2 separate regions of the Homo sapiens genome follow, and region 1 is linked to region 2. The links are chromatin loops, found by intact Hi-C in ENCODE. Cell type or tissue: CD14-positive monocyte. All regions are shown on one strand. Links, peaks and the distances in the headings refer to the core of each region. The heading gives the core; the rest is flanking DNA.

Evidence for each region. A loop is a pair of places that touch in the nucleus more often than their neighbours do. Peaks named below come from ENCODE experiments on the same cell type or tissue, not always from the same donor. Only the 100,000 strongest peaks of a DNase experiment are listed, where the experiment ranks them.
Region 1: a loop joins it to region 2, with 2.1 times the contacts of the local background. A loop is called at or near these places in 4 of 110 quality-filtered maps.

The regions. Positions count from the first base shown.
Region 1 is chr15:79,944,081-79,952,872 of GRCh38, reverse strand. It overlaps the pseudogene FDPSP9. Among named protein-coding and RNA genes, the nearest start is that of BCL2A1, 23 kb to the left of the region's middle. In CD14-positive monocyte, for the core only: no CTCF peak of the experiment used is centred there; a DNase peak (open chromatin) is centred at 4,462.
Region 2 is chr15:79,989,130-79,997,921 of GRCh38, reverse strand. No RefSeq gene overlaps it. Among named protein-coding and RNA genes, the nearest start is that of BCL2A1, 22 kb to the right of the region's middle. In CD14-positive monocyte, for the core only: CTCF peaks have their summits at 4,132 and 4,332 (motif pointing right); DNase peaks (open chromatin) are centred at 3,181 and 4,361.

The sequences.
Region 1 (8,792 bases), core at 1,711-6,710, 45 kb after region 2:
TATATAAATTATATATATTATATATAAATTAACATAAATTATATAATTTATATAAAATTAATATATATAATTTCATATATATATAAATTACTTATTAAACTACTGCTATCCTGACTCGAGCCACTTGAAGTCCCTTGTATAGATTTTGCAGTGACCTCCTAGCTGGTCGTCTGGCTTATTTCCTTGCTCCTCTACAATTTGTTCCCAACCTGCAGTCAGAAGGGTCCTTCAAAATATAAGATCACTTGTGTTCCCTCTCCATTCACAACTCAGTGGTTTCCGCTGCACACAGAGAAATAGTCCAAGTTCTTAAAATGGGCTCTAAGGCCTTTCACAATTTACTTCCCTGTGAACAGCTTGACTTCATCTTTCCCTTGCTCAAGAAGCTTCCCTACAGTGTCAACCACACTCCCTCTTCCCAATTTCTGAAACCTCTTATGTTACTGAGTCTTTTTTTAGGATCTTGATCTGTGCCTTGGTAACATGGCTCCTGAGGCTTAAACAAAATTGGTGAAATGTCCACAGAGCTCTCTGGGGACTCAGAACCGTAATGAACTTCACACCTAGTGTGGCATGTACAAGTGCTGGTGCTTTGAAAGTACAATCCTTGATGGAAATGCAGAGTATGAATACTACATTGTTGTTAACTGTCAAGGATTTTGGAGCAAATGAGGAAGACTTTTCCCTCAAGGGAATCAAAGCTTTACCTAACTGGACAAGGGTGTTTTATTTTTAAAGGGTTCTGTCCAGGGTGCAGAATCATCAGAGTAGATATGAATACACAGGAAATCGATGCCTCCGGAATTCCGCCGGGGCACCTGACCCACAGCATTCTTCCTCCACAGTGCTGGGGTCGCCTCCATCAGTAAGTCCTCAGGCAGCTCTGCCTGCCTCTTCAGTGTCCTTTTGCTTTCACCCTTGTTGATATCCAATCAGCTTCTCAACCAGAAACTTGGTTCCTGGCAGTCATTCTCAAACCTTCTTCCATTCCTTTTATTCAACTAAAAATGGACAAATGCTGCCAATTTTACTTGTTAAGTATCTCTTAATCTACCCATTTTTCTCATTCTTAACTTTTATGCCAACCACTGATAGAACCTTTTTTTTTTTTTTGAGGCGGAGTCCCGCTCTGTCGCTCAGGCTGGAGTGCAGTGGCGCGATCTCAGCTCACTGTAGCCTCCGCTTCCCGGGTTCAAGCAATTCTCCCGCCTCAGCCTCCAGAGCAGCTGGGACTACAGACGCGCACTACCACACCTGGCTAATTTTTTTTCTATTTTTAGTAGAGACGGGGTTTCACCATGTTGGTCAAGCTGGTCTTGATCTCCTGACCTCGTGATCCACCTGCCTCGGCCTCCCAAAGTGCTGGGATTATAGGTGTGAGCCACCGCGCCCGGCCCCTTCCCTCCCCCAACCCCCCCCCAAATCCCCGCTTTTTTTTTGAGACAGAGTTTCGCTCTTGTTGCCCAGGCTGGAGTGCAATGGCATGATCGCGGCTCACCGCAACCTCCGCCTCCCGGGTTCAAGCTATTCTCCCGCCTCAGCCTCCCGAGTAGCTGGGATTACAGGCATGTGCCACCATGCCTGGCTAATTTTGTATTTTTAGTAGAGACGGGTTTTCTCCATGTTGGTCAGGCTGGTCTCGAATTCCTGACCTCAGGTGATCTGCCCGCCTCGGCCTCCCAAAGTGCTGGAGTGTGAGCCACCTCGCCCGGCCACAACCTTTTTTTTTTTTTTTGAGACGGAGTCGTCGCCCAGGCTGGAGTGCAGTGGCGCGATCTGGGCTCGCTGCAAGCTCCGCCTCTCGGGTTTGGCCATTCTCCTGCCTCAGCCTCCCAAGTTGCTGGGACTACAGGCGCCCACCACGCCCAGCTATTTTTTTTTGTATTTTTAGTACAGATGGGGTTTCACCATGTTAGCCAGGATGGTCTGGATCTCCCGACCTCGTGATCCACCCGCCTCGGCCTCCCAAAGTGCTGAGATTACAGGCGTGAGCCACAGCGACCGGCCCAGGCCACAGCCTTTTTACTCATGTATCCATATCTACACCTGTCTCCATTTGGTACATTTGATACAGCCAGCGTATTAATCTTAAAAAGGAAATCTAATGTCACAATACTGCTTAAAAATCATTCAATTAATTCCAGCACTTTGGGAAGCCAAGGCAGGAGGATCACAGGTCAGGAGATTGAAACCATCCTGGGCAACATGGTGAAACCCTGTCTCTACTAAAAATACAAAAATTATCTGGGCCAGGTGATCAAGGTTAAGGTGATAAGTTGTGTTGATAGCACACCTTGATATCATGTAATGAAAAGGCATTTAGTCTTTGTGGTATTGTTTCCCCAAAACCCATAATCCCAGGAAAACATCAAATGTAAATTGGGGACATTCTACAAAATACCTAACCAGTATTTCTCAAAACTGTCAAGGTCATCAAAAACAAAAAGTCTGAGGAAATTTTCACGTTTAAGAGGAGCCTATAGGCCAGGCATGGTGGCTTACACCTGTAATCCCAGCACTTGGGGAGGCCAAGGTGGGCAGATCACAAGGTCAGGAGTTCAAGCCTAGCCTGGCCAACATGGTGAAACCCTGTCTCTATTAAAAATACAAAAATTAGCCAGCGTGGTGGTACATGCCTGTAATCCCAGCTACTAGGAAGGCTTAGGCAGGAGAATCGCTTGAACCTGGGAGGTGGGGGTTGCATTGAGCCCAGATAGTGCCATTGCACTCCATCCTAGGCGACAGAGTGAGACTCCAACTAAAAAAAAAAAAAAAAAAAAAAAAAAAAAAAAAAAAAAAAAAAAAAAAAAGAGGAGCCTATAGAGACACAGTGTGGTACCCTGGACTGGATCCTAGAACAGAAAATAGATATCACTGATATCACTGGAAAAACCAGTAAAAAAAAGTTTGGAGTCTATTTAATAGTAATATATCAGTGTTTCTTAGTTTTGTCAAATGTGCCATGGTAATGTAAGATCTTAACTTTGGGGAAACTGGATAAAGGATATGTGGGAACTGTTAGTATTATCTTTGCAACTTTTAGGTGAATTTCAAATTATTCCAAAATGTTCATTGAAAAACAAACAGATGGCTGGGCACGGTGGCTCACACCGGTAATCCCAGCACTTTGGGAGGCGGGGGCAGGTAGATCATGAGGTCAGGAGATAGAGACCATCCTGGCTAACTGGGTGGAACCTTGTCTCTACTAAAAAAAAAAAAAAAATACAAAAAATTAGTGGGGCATGGTGGCAGGCACCTGTAGTCCCAGCTACTTGGGAGGCTGAGGCAGGAGAATCGCTTGAACCCAGGAGGCAGAGGTTGCAGTGAGCCAAGATTGTGCCACTGCACTCCGGCCTGGGTGACAGAGTGAGACTCCATCTCAAAACAAAACAAACACAAACAAACAAACAGACACTGGCTGGATGCGGTGGCTCATGCCTGTAATTGCAGCACTTGGGGAGGCCGAGGCGGGTGGATCACCTGAGGTCAGGAGTTCGAGACCAGCCTGGCCAACATGGCAAAACCCCGTCACTACTAACAATACAAAAAATTAGTCAGGCATGGTGGCGGGAACCTGTAATCTCAGCTATTTGGGAGGCTGAGGCAGAAGAATTGCCTGAACCCGGAAGGCAAAGGTTGCAGTGAGCTGAGATCATGCCATTGCACTCCAGCCTGGGTGACAGAGCGAGACTCTGTCTCAAAAAAAAAAAAAAAAAAAAAAACAGACAAACAAAATACAAGCTCATGTCATCTGGACCCAGGTTCTTCAGCTTCATCTCGTGCCTCTCTCCTCTTGGCTCTTGGTTGATTAGCCATTGTGGCCACCTTTCAATTCCTCTAAAATATCATGCCATGTTTCCCTTTAGAAACTTTGTATATACAGTTGTTTCTTCATGAAAAATTTTCCAGTTTTTCTCTCTTCCCTGTTCTCACTCTCTCACCTAAAGAATGCATACTTAGCCTTGTGATTTCAGCTGAAAAGTCATTTCCTTGGAGTGGGGGTGGGGGTGATGGTGGAACGGGGGAAGGAGGGGTCACCAGCAACCTCCTGATCTATCTAAATGGAGAGAATGCTCTGTGCAGGCTGACTGTATTATCGTTTGCATGATAATTTTATTTCTTCCTGCAAATTGGCACTTGGTTTATACATTGATTAGTGGTAGTACTTCCCAAACACAACCAGTGAGACCGCATGGCACTTGGTTATTGGGTTTTCCCTGGTGACACTGTGGCTTTTCTTTTAAATTTCTACAATGACTACCTACCACCCCGAGCTGAGGAAGTCAGCCCCTTCTGAAAACTAGCTTTCCATACCACCCTTAAAGTGTGGTGCAGCGCTTCAGCTATAGCTCCGTCAGCAAAGAGTACAATGGGGTTTCTTCTCTTGACCTGGACTTCCAACAGCAGCTGGGGATTTTATTAGCTTAATAAGTTGCTCTTCCCACCTCATTGTCGCATGACACAGCCTTCCCTCACTGACTCAGCAGCTATCTGCCGAGCATCCGTTCCACACCAGGCCTGGTGCTGAGCAGTGAAGATACAGGTGACTACAGAACATGGGCCGGTCTCATACTTCACAGGATGAACAAGAACAGAGCTACAGAGCTAATAAAACAGTGCTGTGACAGAGGAGGAGGTGCATTTTAGTGTCAGTTTTGGAGATCCTGGGTTAGAATCTGATAACCTTTATGTAGTACGTACGTGAGCTAGGGCAAGACACAGGATTTCCAAACCTGTTTCCTCTTCTATAAAAATACTGTAATAATAAGTACTTTGTGGTTCATTTTGAGGAACATAAGAAATTTAACTTGGCACCTGGCATTTAGTAAACTCAGAAATGGTACCTATTATCACTGGCCTTATTGTAGTCCAGATGCCCATTCTCCTCTCATCCTCCAGTGTTTTTTTTGTTTGTTTGTTTGTTTTTTTTTAGACAGATTCTCGCTCTGTTGCCCAGGCTGGAGTGCAGTGGCATGATCTCGGCTCACTGCAAGCTCCGCCTGCCGGGTTCACGCCATTCTTCTGCCTCAGCCTCCCAAGTAGCTGGGACTACAGGCGCCCACCACCATGCCTGGCTAATTTTTTGTGTTTTTAGTAGAGACGGGGTTTCACCATGTTAGCCAGGATGGTCTCAATCTCCTGACCTCGTGATCTGCCTGCGGCGGCCTCCCAAAATGCTGGGATTACAGGTGTGAGCCACCATGCCTGGCCTCATCCTCCAGTTTTTAAATTTTTCCCATACTAATCAGCCTTATGTTTACCCACAAGAATCCACTCACACGACTGTGCAATAAGGACCACTGAATATTTTGTCGGGGAGAGAGGTGAGAGGCCACATAAAATATAACTGAAAAAAAATTCCTCTTAGACATTTTTATTCTTCAAATTTTTCTTCCTGGCTGTGTTGTTTCCAGGGACTTTCCCCTTCTCTCCTCTCCCTCCAATGCAGGAGAAACTAGCCTTCTTATCCCCACAATCTTTTCTTTGTATTTGAGTGATTTCCCTCTACTCTTCCCTTTGGGAAGCAACTTTAAGTCCTGTAGTCATCTTATGTACAGCAGTTGAGGGATCATGTTTTTATCATTTTGGCTTCTAGCTCTCTACCCCAAGTGTCTTCCAGAAGTACTTCTTAAAAAAAGAAGTCATACACATGGTACTTTCCTAGGAGGAGTTCTAGTGAATAAAATGCCTGTCACTCAGACTGGAGTGCAGTGGTGCTCACTGCAGCCTCAACCTCCTGGGTTCAAGTGGTCCTCCTGCCTCAGCCTCCCAAGTAGCTGGGATCACAGGTGTATGCCACCACAACTGGCTAATGTTAAATTTTTTTTGTAGATATGGAGATCTTGCTTTGTTGTCCAGGCCAGTCGTGAACTCTTGAGCTCAAGTGATCCTCCCCTCTCAGCCTGCAAAAGCTTTGGGATTACTGGCATGAGACACTGTGCCCAGCTACATGTTTTTTGACTTAACACATAGGGTCAACCAAAATTTCCATGTTTTTCATATGATGGTCTCTCCTATCACATGCTTTCACAATGTTTATTTAACAGTTAAAAAATTTTTTGAACTTTTATTTTGCACTAATTTTAGTTTTACAGAAAAGTTGCAAAAATAGTACACTTCATCTAGCTGCCACCAACATTAACATCTTATATAGTTATAGTATGACTATCCAAAGAAGGACATTAACATTGATACAGTATGATTAACCAATCTACAAATCTTACTGGTATTCCCCAGTTTTCTCACTAGTGTCCTTTTCCGGTCCAAAATCTAAAACAGATCGTGCAGTTTAGTTGTCATGTCTCCTTAAAGCTGTGACAATTCCTCAGTCTTTGTCTTTCATGACTTTGGGACTTCTGAAGATTACTAGTCTGGCATTTTATAGAATGTCCCTCAATTTGGGTTTGATGGTTTTTCATGATTAGATTGAGGTTATACATTTCTGGCAGGAATACAACAGAAAGCTGTGTCCTTTCCAGTGCATCATACTGGGGGGAACATATGTCATCTTATTAGTAATGCTAACATTGACTACTCAGTTAAGGTGGTGTCTGCTAGGTTTCTCCACTATTAAGTTTCTTGTGGGGATATATTTTTAAGATTATGGTGTTTTTGTGATTATGATGTTTCTCATCATTCTTCCACCCACTAAGCTTAGCATCCATCAACAGTTTTCATCTGCAACAATTATAACTGCAATGTTTGCTTAATGGTGATTTTCCATTTCCATTATTCCTTCCACATTTATTAACTGGAATTATGTGATAAGGAAGCATATCTCTTCTCTCCTAGTTATTTATTCATATCAGTGTGCACTATGGATATTTATTTTATGGGTTATGATGTAAGATTATCATTATTTTGTTGCTCAGATTGTCCAAGCATTAGCCATTGGGAACCCTGATTCAGCTCCTGGCTCCCTCTTGTCATGCTCCCTTCCTTTCAGAGCATGTCCTTGCTTTGTGGCACCACAAGATACTCCAGTCTCGGCTCTGATTTTCACTGCCCCAACTCTAGAATCAGCCATTTCTCCAAGAAGCTCTTTTTTTTTTTTTAAATTGGAAAATGATATTAAGAAACCAAGATCTTGATGTTAGATTTCATTGCTACTGGTGTGTTATTGCTTCCAGGTCCTCTCACAAACAGAGCCAGTTAATAAAATATAGAAAAAAATGTAAATAAAGATATTTCTATATATTTTGTATCTTTTTTTTTGTTTTTGTTTTTGTTTTTGTTTTTTTTACACAATATTTATTGAGTGCCTCCTCTCCCGAGTCCTTGCAGTCTCTAGGTCACTTTTTCTGCTTGTAGATTTTGTACACAAGCCCCAGAAACATGGCTGGGAGCAGGGGCGCTGCGTACTGTTCAGTGAGACCCATAATGTGGCTGTAACCGTCTTCCTCATACTGCAAGAACACGGCCGGCAGATCCAGCTCCTCATACAGTGCCTTCACCTGGACTACCTTCTTGGCCTTCTTCTGTCCGTAATTTTCCTTCAGGATCTGGTACTGTTCCAGAGTGGATCGTTGCAGACACTGAACCACCAGCCAGCTGCATTTGTTGTCCTGGATGTCAGTGCCAACTTTGCGGGTCACAGTGGGGTCCCCAAAGAGGTCAAGGTAACCATCCTGAATTTGAAAAAACTCTCGATCTCCAGTAGGATCTTCTAAGCATTGGCGTGCTGCTTCTCACCATCGATTCCTACCATGTACATGGCTGCAGCTACAGGAAGGTAGAAAGAGTAGAAAGCTATCTTGTACTTGACAATAGATTTGTACCTGTTTTCAGTGAATCTGCCAAAATCCACATTGTCCTAGGGGCTGTGATGAGGTCCAGGGTCTGCCCAATCTCAGGCTGACAGGAAATCTGCAGGAAGAGCTCGATCAGGTTCAGGTAATAGGGCTGTGCTTGGCAATAGAGCTTCAGCAGGTAGTAGATACATGCTTCCAGAAGGATAGCATAATTGATGGCATCCTACCCCATGCCCATCTTCTGATAACAGCAGATCTGTCCCCAGCGGGTGAGGGATGAATCCATGATGTCATCTGTCACCAGGAAGAAAGCTTGCAGCAGTTCCATACACCAGCCCACAGTCAGGCCCTCTGGAGACTATCAGCATCCTGTTTCCTTGGTTCCACCAGCTCCTGGAACGCTACTAGCACCGTCAAACCCCGGTGATACTTGCCTCCAATGGCATTGTACTCCAGGACGTCCTTGAGCCGGGCAATAGCATCTCCTATCTCTGAGTGCCCCATCTCATCCTCAGTCAGCACCCCAACGATCTGGGAGAAGTGCTGAAAGAAATCCTGCTTTTCTTGGGCATAAACATCTGATTTCTGGTCCCCATTCATTCTGAGGGAGGAGCAAAGGGCTCTGTTCCTGGATGCGAGTTCCTGCCGTATCTATCTGTGTGTGTACACTAAAAACCATGTGTTCATACCTCAGATTGACACCTCTGATTCTAATCCAAAACAACAGGGGTCATTCTAGCCTTCCCCCTTTTCTTATTTGTAACTTGTTTTTCCAACAGGGAGAGTCCTGATTGTCATTGGTCACAACAACTTTACTTATTTGTTCAATGATATACAGATACAGATAAGGTAGATTCACAATTGCTAATTTATACCCCTGTGAAAAACAAATGTACTAACCAGAGGACAATATTTGTATGAAGTTGTTTTTGTCTTTAGTCTTATGACACAGTCAAAATAAAAGTTTACTAAATTACTTAAGTATTTTCTTCTCCACCCACTTTGTGGTGGTAATGTTAGTTATTTATTACACAGTTTTTT
Region 2 (8,792 bases), core at 1,498-6,497:
GTGTACATTAGTTCAATTTTGACTAATGCATGTGTAACCCAAACCTCTTCCAAGATATAGGATATTGCTATCACCCAGAAAGTCCTCTTATATTCTTTTAAAATTATTTATTTATTTACTTATTGAAATGGAGTCTCACTCTGTTGCCCAGGCTGGAATGCAGTGGCACGATCTTGGCTCATTGCAACCTCCGCCTCCTGGGTTCAAGTGATTCTCCTACCTCAGCCTCCTGAGTAGCTGGGATTACAGGCACCCACCACCATGCCCGGCGAATTTTTGTATTTTTAGTAGAGATGGGGTTTCACCATATTGGCCAGGCTGGTCTTGAACTCCTGACCTTGTGATCCACCCGCCTCAGCCTCCCAAAGTGCTGGGATTACAGGTGTGAGCCACCGCACCTGGCCTTTATTTTTATTTTTGAGATGGAGTCTCGCTCTGTTGCCGGGCTGGAGTGCAATGGTGCAATCTCAGCTCACTGCAACCTCCGCCTCCCGGGTTCAAGTGATTCTCCTGCCGCAGCCTCCTGAGTAGCTGGAACTACAGGTGTGCACTACCACGTCAGGCCTTTTTTTTTGCATTTTTAGTGGAAACGGGATTTCGCCATGTTAGCCAGGCTGGTCTCGAACTCCTGACCTCAGGTGATCTGCCTGCTTTGGCCTCCCAAAGTGCCAGGATTACAGGCGAGAGCCACTGTTCCCAGCCTCCTCTTACATTCTTTACAGTCAATCTTCACCTTTGCTCCTCAGAGATATGCACTCCTCTGATTTTTTTTCCACCATAGATTAGTTTTGTCTGTTTTATACTTTCATATAAATGGAATTATACAGTATTTACACAGTATTTACCTTTTTATAAGGCTTTTTAAACTTAGCATAATATGTTGACATCTATCTGTGTTGCTTGTATCAATAGATCAATAGTTCGTTCTTTTTTTTTTTTTTTTTTTGAGACGGAGTCTTGCTCTGTTGCCCAGGCTGGAGTGCGGTGGTGCAATCTTGGCTCACTGTAACCTCCGCCTTCTGGGTTCAAGCAATTTTCCTGTCTCAGCCTCCTGAGTAGCTGGGATTATAGGTGCCCACCACCACACCCAGCTATTTTTTGCATTTTTAGTAGAGATGGGGTTTCACCATGTTGGCCAAGCTGGCCTCGAACTCTTGACTTCAAGTGATCTGCCCACCTTGGCCTCCCAAAGTGCTGGGATTACAGGCATGAGCCACCGTGCCCAGCCCAGTCTTTTTTTTATTACTGAGTAGTATTCTGTTTACATATGTACTATAGTTTGTTTATTCAGTATTCCATTGGAGGACTGCTGAGCTGCATTGTAACCAAAATGAAAATCCTGGGTCCGGGTGCAGTGGCTTACGCCTGTAATCCCAGCACTGTGGGAAGCTGAGGCGGGCAGATCACCTGAGGTCAGGAGTTCCAGACCAGCCTGGCCAACATGGTGAAACCCCGTCTCTACTAAAAATACAAAAATTAGCCAGGTGTGGTGGCGGGCACCTGTGATCCCAGCTACTTGAGAGGCTGAGGCAGGAGAATTGCTTGAACCCAGGAGGCAGAGGTTGCAGTGAGCCAAGATTGCGCCACTGTACTCCAGTCTGGGCAACAAGAGCGAAACTCCGTCTCGAAAAAAAAAAAAAAAAAAAATCCACAGTGATGCCAATGCTGATGCTGGAGCCCCAGGGCCCACACTTTGGGTTCCCAGGGACTCCTATGGTCAGACTGTAGGAAGATCAGTCTTGGGGTGTTGAGAGATGGGAGTGGATTTGGGAGAGCCTGGAACAGAGAGGAGGAATCATGGAAACTGACGAGTGACATGGGGCAGGGGCCGGGACAAAGATTTTCACAGCAGGACTAAATGGAAAAGGGTCAGATGAAGAGCAATTTCTTTTGGATGCAGTTATCATTGTAATAATTATTAGTATTCAAAATAACAAGTATCTTATAAATCTTAATATGAAAGTGTATACTTTTGTTGGGGATGATGCATCCACATTACCACACCAGGCTAATTTTTGTATTTTTAGTAGAGATGGGGTTTCACCGGGTTGGCCTGGCTGGTCTCAAACTCCTGACCTCAGGTGATCCACCCGCCTCGGCCTCCCAAAGTGCTAGGATTACAGGCGTGACCCACCACACCCGGCTGGGGATGCATCTCTTAATGAGACAGATAGGACTTAAAAAATTATGTTATCTATTTGTTTATATATCCATGAGTGACTATTTCTTTTTGCTAGGGGTCAGCATCACTTTTTCTTTTTTCTGTTTTTGTTTATTTTTTTTATGACCATAAGCACTGAGAAATTTTTTTAAAACAAAATAAGTAGATAGGAAGGAAAGATTTGTTATATAAATGTCATTCAATTAGAAATCTCCTCCCAAAATCACATAATAATCTATCATCAGAATTGCTTTTAACAGTGTATCAGCTGATATTTGATTGGTTCCTAGTGATGCTGTCACTGTCTACACTAAAACTTTGAGCTGTCCCTTTGCTCTGGCACCCTAGATTTTCATACCCTGGGGAAAAATGCACCACAGTGGCAGACTAGGATTGTGGAATAGGAAGTAGGAAAGAAAACCCACAGCACAATCCTTCAAATATTGGTTCATTGGCAAGCAATCTGGCTTAGAAAAGAGAACACACGAAATTGAAGATTCTCTTAAAGTTCCATTCCTGGATACCCTTTGGAAAATCTTCGGTACTCTCAGAAGTATATATTCCATATGTGCCTGTTTTTCATTCCTACCACTTTGGGCCACCTTCTTGATCTTGTACAGGCTCCTTTTCTAGAAGCTTGAAAACAACATCCAAGGTCCCCCAGGTACTATCCTATGCTTTTTCTTCTCGTCCCACACGACCCGCTTTTCATGGGTGATTTCAATTTCTTCGAAGACTTCAGAGCTATAAATATGTGAATGACTCCCAGTCTCTGGCTGAAACATCTCTCCAAAGCTCCAGACCCACTGAACTGCCTCCTTTGTTCCTTCAATACCAACTCCACATGTCCTAAGCGGATCTTATCCTCTCCATCAAACCTGCCCTCAGGAGTGTATCCTTTACTTACTCAACTCCTCCAGTTTCCTCATTCCCAAGTCATCGGTCACTGTGGTTTTGCTTCCTTAATGCCTCTCAGATCTGTCTTTTTGTCTCCACCCTGATGATCTTGACCTTAATTTGGGTCTCAAGTATGTCTTCTCTAGTTACAAAGGGGATTACCAAATTACGAAAGCATCTGAACCAGGTTCCTGGTTTCTGGTCCTCTCCCTTCCAGACTCTCCTCTGTTACTAGATTATTCTTTCTAAAATGCAGATCTAGGCCAGGTACAGTGGCTCACACCTGTAATCCCCAGCACTTTGGGAGGCCGAGGCGGGTGGATCACCTGAGGTCAGGAGTTCGAGAACAGACTGGCCATCATGGCGAAACCCCCCTCTGTACTAAAAATACAAAAAATATTAGCCAGGCATGGTGGCAGGCGCCTGTAATCCCAGCTACTCGGGAGGCTGAGGTAGGACAATGGCTTGAACCCAAGAGGCAGAGGTTGCAGTGAGCCCAGATCATGCCGCTGCACTCCAGCCTGGGCAACAAGAGCGAAACTCCATCTCAATAATAATAATAATAATAATAATAATAATAATAATAATAATAAAATAAAATTCAGATCTAACTGAGTCAGTGACTTGCTCCAAGCCCCATAGCCTGCAGGAGAAGGTCTATTCTTCTTAACATCACTTGAAGATCCTTTATGACCTGGCCCCTGGCCACCTGTGGCCTTTCCTCCACTGGTTGTTAACTGGACTTTGCTGAAATTGAAACACTTGCAGTTCTGCCCCAGCTTCTGTTCACTTTTCTATCCCATCCTTCAGCCTGGATCATCTATCTTTAACCTCTTCTCAGTCTGACAGACTCCTACACATGCCAAAGCTTCAGCTCCATGGTAATCTCATCCGGGAGGCTTTCCAATTCACTCTGTGTTCCTCTCTATCAGAGCACTTGGCACATGCAGTTATGATTTTCATGCATTTGGCTGTTCCCTCACTAGACTGTGAGCAACTCAAGGGCCACATCTTCCCTCTCAAATCTCCAGTGTCTTAGCAAAGGTCTGTCACAGACAAGGAACTCCTTGTATTATGAAGGACGTTTGTTGCAAACACAGCAGAACAGCAACTCTGATTTGCAGGTGTTTTCCCATACAGAGTTGCCAGAGGTCTCTGGTTTTCTCAATTCAGGCTAAGCCTTTGGTAATGGTGCCTGCAGCACTTTGCAGTTTGATATTAAGTAGAGAGAGAGGAAGGGGCTCAGGACTACAAAGGTTCCTCCGCTGCAGTTCCATTTGAGAACACGAGATGGCGCCCTGCGGCGGCCTGTTGAGATAGTCTTGGGACATTTTCCTACGTGATAGTCTGCCAAGCCCAGCAACGGCAGAAGCCCCAATAACCCAGAGTTAGAGATGAGATTGATACCCAATTGTTTGTTATGCTGAATAGAGCTATCAAGTGGTTGCATTTATCATTCATTATATGTGAATTTAAGAAAAACAAAAAAAAACTTCTTTTTTTTTTTTGAGACGGAGTCTCGCTTTATCGCCCAGGCTGGAGTGCAGTGGCGCGATCTCGGTTTACTGCAAGCTCCGCCTCCTGGGTTCACGCCATTCTCCTGCCTCAGCCTCCTGAGTAGCTGGGACTACAGGCGCCCGCCACCGCACCCGGCTAATTTTTTGTGTTTTAGTAGAGACGGGGTTTCACCATGTAGGATGGTCTCGATCTCCTGACCTCGTGATCCGCCCGCCTCGGCCTCCCAAAATGCTGGGATTACAAGCGTGAGCCACCGCGCCCAGGCAAAAAAAACTTTTCTTTAAAGACAACTTTGTCTTTAAAGACAAAGTTCCACTCCGTCACCCAGGCTGGGGTGCAGTGGTGTGATTATAGCTCACCGCAATCTCGACCTCCTGGCCTTACATGATCCTCCTGCTTTGGCCTCCCAAAATGTTGGGATTACAGGCGTTAGCCACCATGCCTAGCAGAAAAATTTACAAGTAGCATTTAATCTATGTATTTTGGAGTCAGATGGCCCTGGGTTTTAATCCTGGCTCTGCTACTTACTAGCTGTGTGACCTGTCAAGTTCTGGGTCTTGGGTTCCTCCTCCGTGAAACAGTTAATAAGTCCTTTTACAAACTTTAAATGAGATGAGGTTTGTAGAATTCTCAGTGCGATCCTGGCACATGCTAGATGTTCAGTAAATATTCATTTTTTTTCCCTTTTAAAAATCCTTACGGCTGGGTGCGGTGGTTCATGACTGTAATCCCAGCACTTTGGGAGGCCGAGGCGGGTGGATCACGAGGTCAGAAGTTAGAGACCAGCCTGGACGATATGGTGAAACCCTGTCTCTACTGAAGACAAAAAATACAAAAAATTAGCTGGGCATGGTGGTGCGCACCAGTAGTCCCAACTACTCAGGAGGCTGAGAATCGCTTGAACCTGGGAGGCAGAGGTTGCAGTGAGCCGAGATCATGCCACTGCACTCCAGCCTGGGCAACAGAGTGAGACTTTGTCTAAAAAAAAAAAAAAAAGAAAAATTCTTACGTCACCTTACCATAATCCTTTTACACTCATTGCTTTCTATTTTATTTTATGATAGCTTTTTCTGTTTATGTCTTATTGCTACTTAGTCTAGTCTGGGGAACTCTTTGAGGGCAGGACTTGTCTGATTTTTCTTCATCTTCAGCACCCAGCTCAGTGCTAGGTACATAGCAGGAGTTCAATAAATAATCAATGAAAACATAATGAATGCATCCAGTTTATATGGGTACATTCCCCCTACTTCCCCACCCAATGTCCTCTTACTGGACCACAGAAAAACCTGAGCTATTCAGATAAAGATTCTTCGGCATTTTTTGCTTAAAACACACAACAGGGAAAATCTGATAAAACCTGAACAGTTACTTTTGCCATCATTGACTCCAGAGGCTTGTCTGCCTGCATGTGCCAACTGAAGAGTGGTTTTTTTGTTTTGCTTTGTTTCGTTTTGTTTTGTTTTGTTTTTTGAGACGTAGTCTCACTCTGTCCCCCAGGCTGGAGTGCAGTGGCACGATCTCGGCTCACTGCAACCTCCGCCTCCCGGGTTCAAGTGATTCTCCTGCCTCAGCCTCCCCAGCAGCTAGGATTACAGGCACATGCCACCACGCCCAGCTAATTTTTTGTATTTTTAGTAGAGACAAGGTTTCACCATGTTGACCAGACTGGTCTTGAACTCCTGACCTCAAGTGATCCACCCGCCTCGGCCACCCAAAGTGCTGGGATTACAGGCGTGAGCCACCACGCCCGGCCTGCAGAGTGGTTTGAACAGCAACTTTCCAGGCCTGGTGTGGCGACTCACCCCTGTAAACTCAGCACTTTGGGAGGCCGAGGCAGGCAGATCACCTAAGTTCAGGAGTTTGAGACCAGCCTGGCCAACATGGCGAAAACCTGTCCCTACTAAAAATACAAAAATTAGCCGGGCATCCATGGCACACATCTGTAAATCCCAGCTACTCAGGCGGCTGAGGCATGAGAATCACTTGAACCTAGGAGGCAGAGGTTGCAGTGAGCCGAGATCGTGCCACTGCACTCCAGCCTGGGTGACAGAACGAGACTCCGTCTCCGGAAAAAAAAAAAAAAAAAAGGCAACTTTCCAGGGCAGACTTGCCTGGCTGTGGAGAAAAGTGCAGCCCCTCAGGGCAGACACATGATGCCCTGTTATGGGCAGGAGCCAGCAGCTGGGACTGGCCACTTGGGCTTGGCTGGCAGAGAGGGAACCAAGACAGAAAGGACAGGTGGGCTGGGATTGCCCTCCCTTGGTTTGGACTTAGTCTGAGTCTGTCGTCCTGACAGCGCCTGTGTCATTGTGGGAAGTAGTTCCGGCATCTCCACTGAGAGGGTGTACCTAGGCCTGGAATGATCGCTACCTTTCCTTAGGATGGCCAGCCCATCTAGGTGGGACCACGGGAGTCACCCACCTTGCCTCAGGTTAAGAGAAGACCTCCTGAGCAGGGGCCCTGCACTATGAACAGTTCACCAGTGAGGGGCAATTGAGACATGAGGAGATGCTTTGTGCACAGGCCATGGGGTCTCCAAACCACTGCACTGAGCCCTACCGCTTCCCCCATGCGTTCAAAATGCTACCAAACACAAGGCATGTAATGAACCAGGGAGAAACCACCTCTGACCATTAATTCCTCTGTACCTGGACTAAGATCCACAATGAAGACTCAGCTGTAGGCATAGAGGCTTTGCCCTGGAGGCCTCCTTAATGTCCCCAGCTTGGCCAAGAATTTAAATCCTCTCCTGTCTCTTGTCTAGGACTTTTTACTTTGTACGTACGACAGGTCAAATGATTTGAGAAATGGGAAGTGGGAATAGAAGATTCTGGAAACCCCCCCAAACTGTCCTGATGCTGGAGTGGTGCGGCTGTTCAAACTGTCTGTTGTGGAAGATGGAGATGGGGATACCAAAGATGACAAAGGAAGGGAGTTTCCTGTGGAAGGTACCTTTTATTAAACGGGATGGATGCCTCCCAAGGGTACCAGAAAACAAAGGCTGTAAAGACACTCAAATTCAATGGAACTTCTATTTTATAAAAACTTTTTTTATCAGGGAAAATTTTTAAGTTACACAAAATGGTGAAAGTAGCATAATGAACCCCCACCTGCTTCTCACTCAGCTTCACAAATTTCCAACATTTCACCCATTCTTCCTTCATCTGTCCCCAACTTTTTTTTTGCTAGAGTAGAAGCAACTCTCTTCCCTTATTTTAGGAGACTGCTAAGCCCTTGTAAAGATCTAAGATAAGTATCAAAGATAGAATTTACAGGGCTGGGAGGAACTTGGAAATGTTCTAGTCCAACTTAGGTTACAGGTAGGAAAACTGAAACCCAGAGAGGAAGATGCACACTGGAAGGCTGAGGCTGAGCCTGGGCTAGAGACCAAGCCTAGACCTCCCAGTGGCTGACTCGTCCAGCTTCAGGCAATGAGAAGCCACTGAAGGTTGCAGCAAAATCTATTATGAAGGAGAGAGAGTGTTGCAAGAACACTTGAGACAGTTTCCTGTTCAAAAGTCACGGAGCATCATGAGGAGCTCACATGGACACAGAGCTTAGGAGTTTGCAAAACACCTTCGTTTTGATTAGAACGTTTTATCCTCACGACATCTATGAATGGTACATGTTATCTTTGTAAACCCAATAGGAAATTCAGGAAGCAAAGGGATTTAAGCCAGTGGCTGATCCAGGACTAGCACCAAGGTCTCAGAATGTGTTTTCCAGCCCAGCGTCCTTCTCTTGGTTTGGCTGTGTCCCTGATGAAAGGTGGAGTGCTCCAGAGCTGGGCTGCCTGCTTCTGGGATCCAGTAGCTTTGAGACCCCAAGCATCTCTTGCAGTTTTACCCCAAAGAGGAAAAACCACAAAGACAGTGGTTTTGTGAAGGGTGGAAATCCGGTCTCTTTGGTAAGATCCAGGCATTGGGATGCCATTGTGACTTTGGACTCAAGGTTCCCTACCAAGCAGGAATATCTTCCCTGATGTAGCTGAAGGTGATGCAGAGCTGGGGGAGGGAGGGTCAGAGTATTCCAGAAGCCTTTGGGCATGAAGGGCTACATGCTTGATGGGGAGTGAATCTTTCCTTCACTGCCTGGCCGAGCAGCATCTGAGTGGCAGGGGTGGCCAGTTCTTTAGCACTAAGTCCCAGACACATAACTTTCAAAGGGTCTTGGAACATCAGTACAGTCAGCAAGGGGGAGGCTGCTACTTTCCATT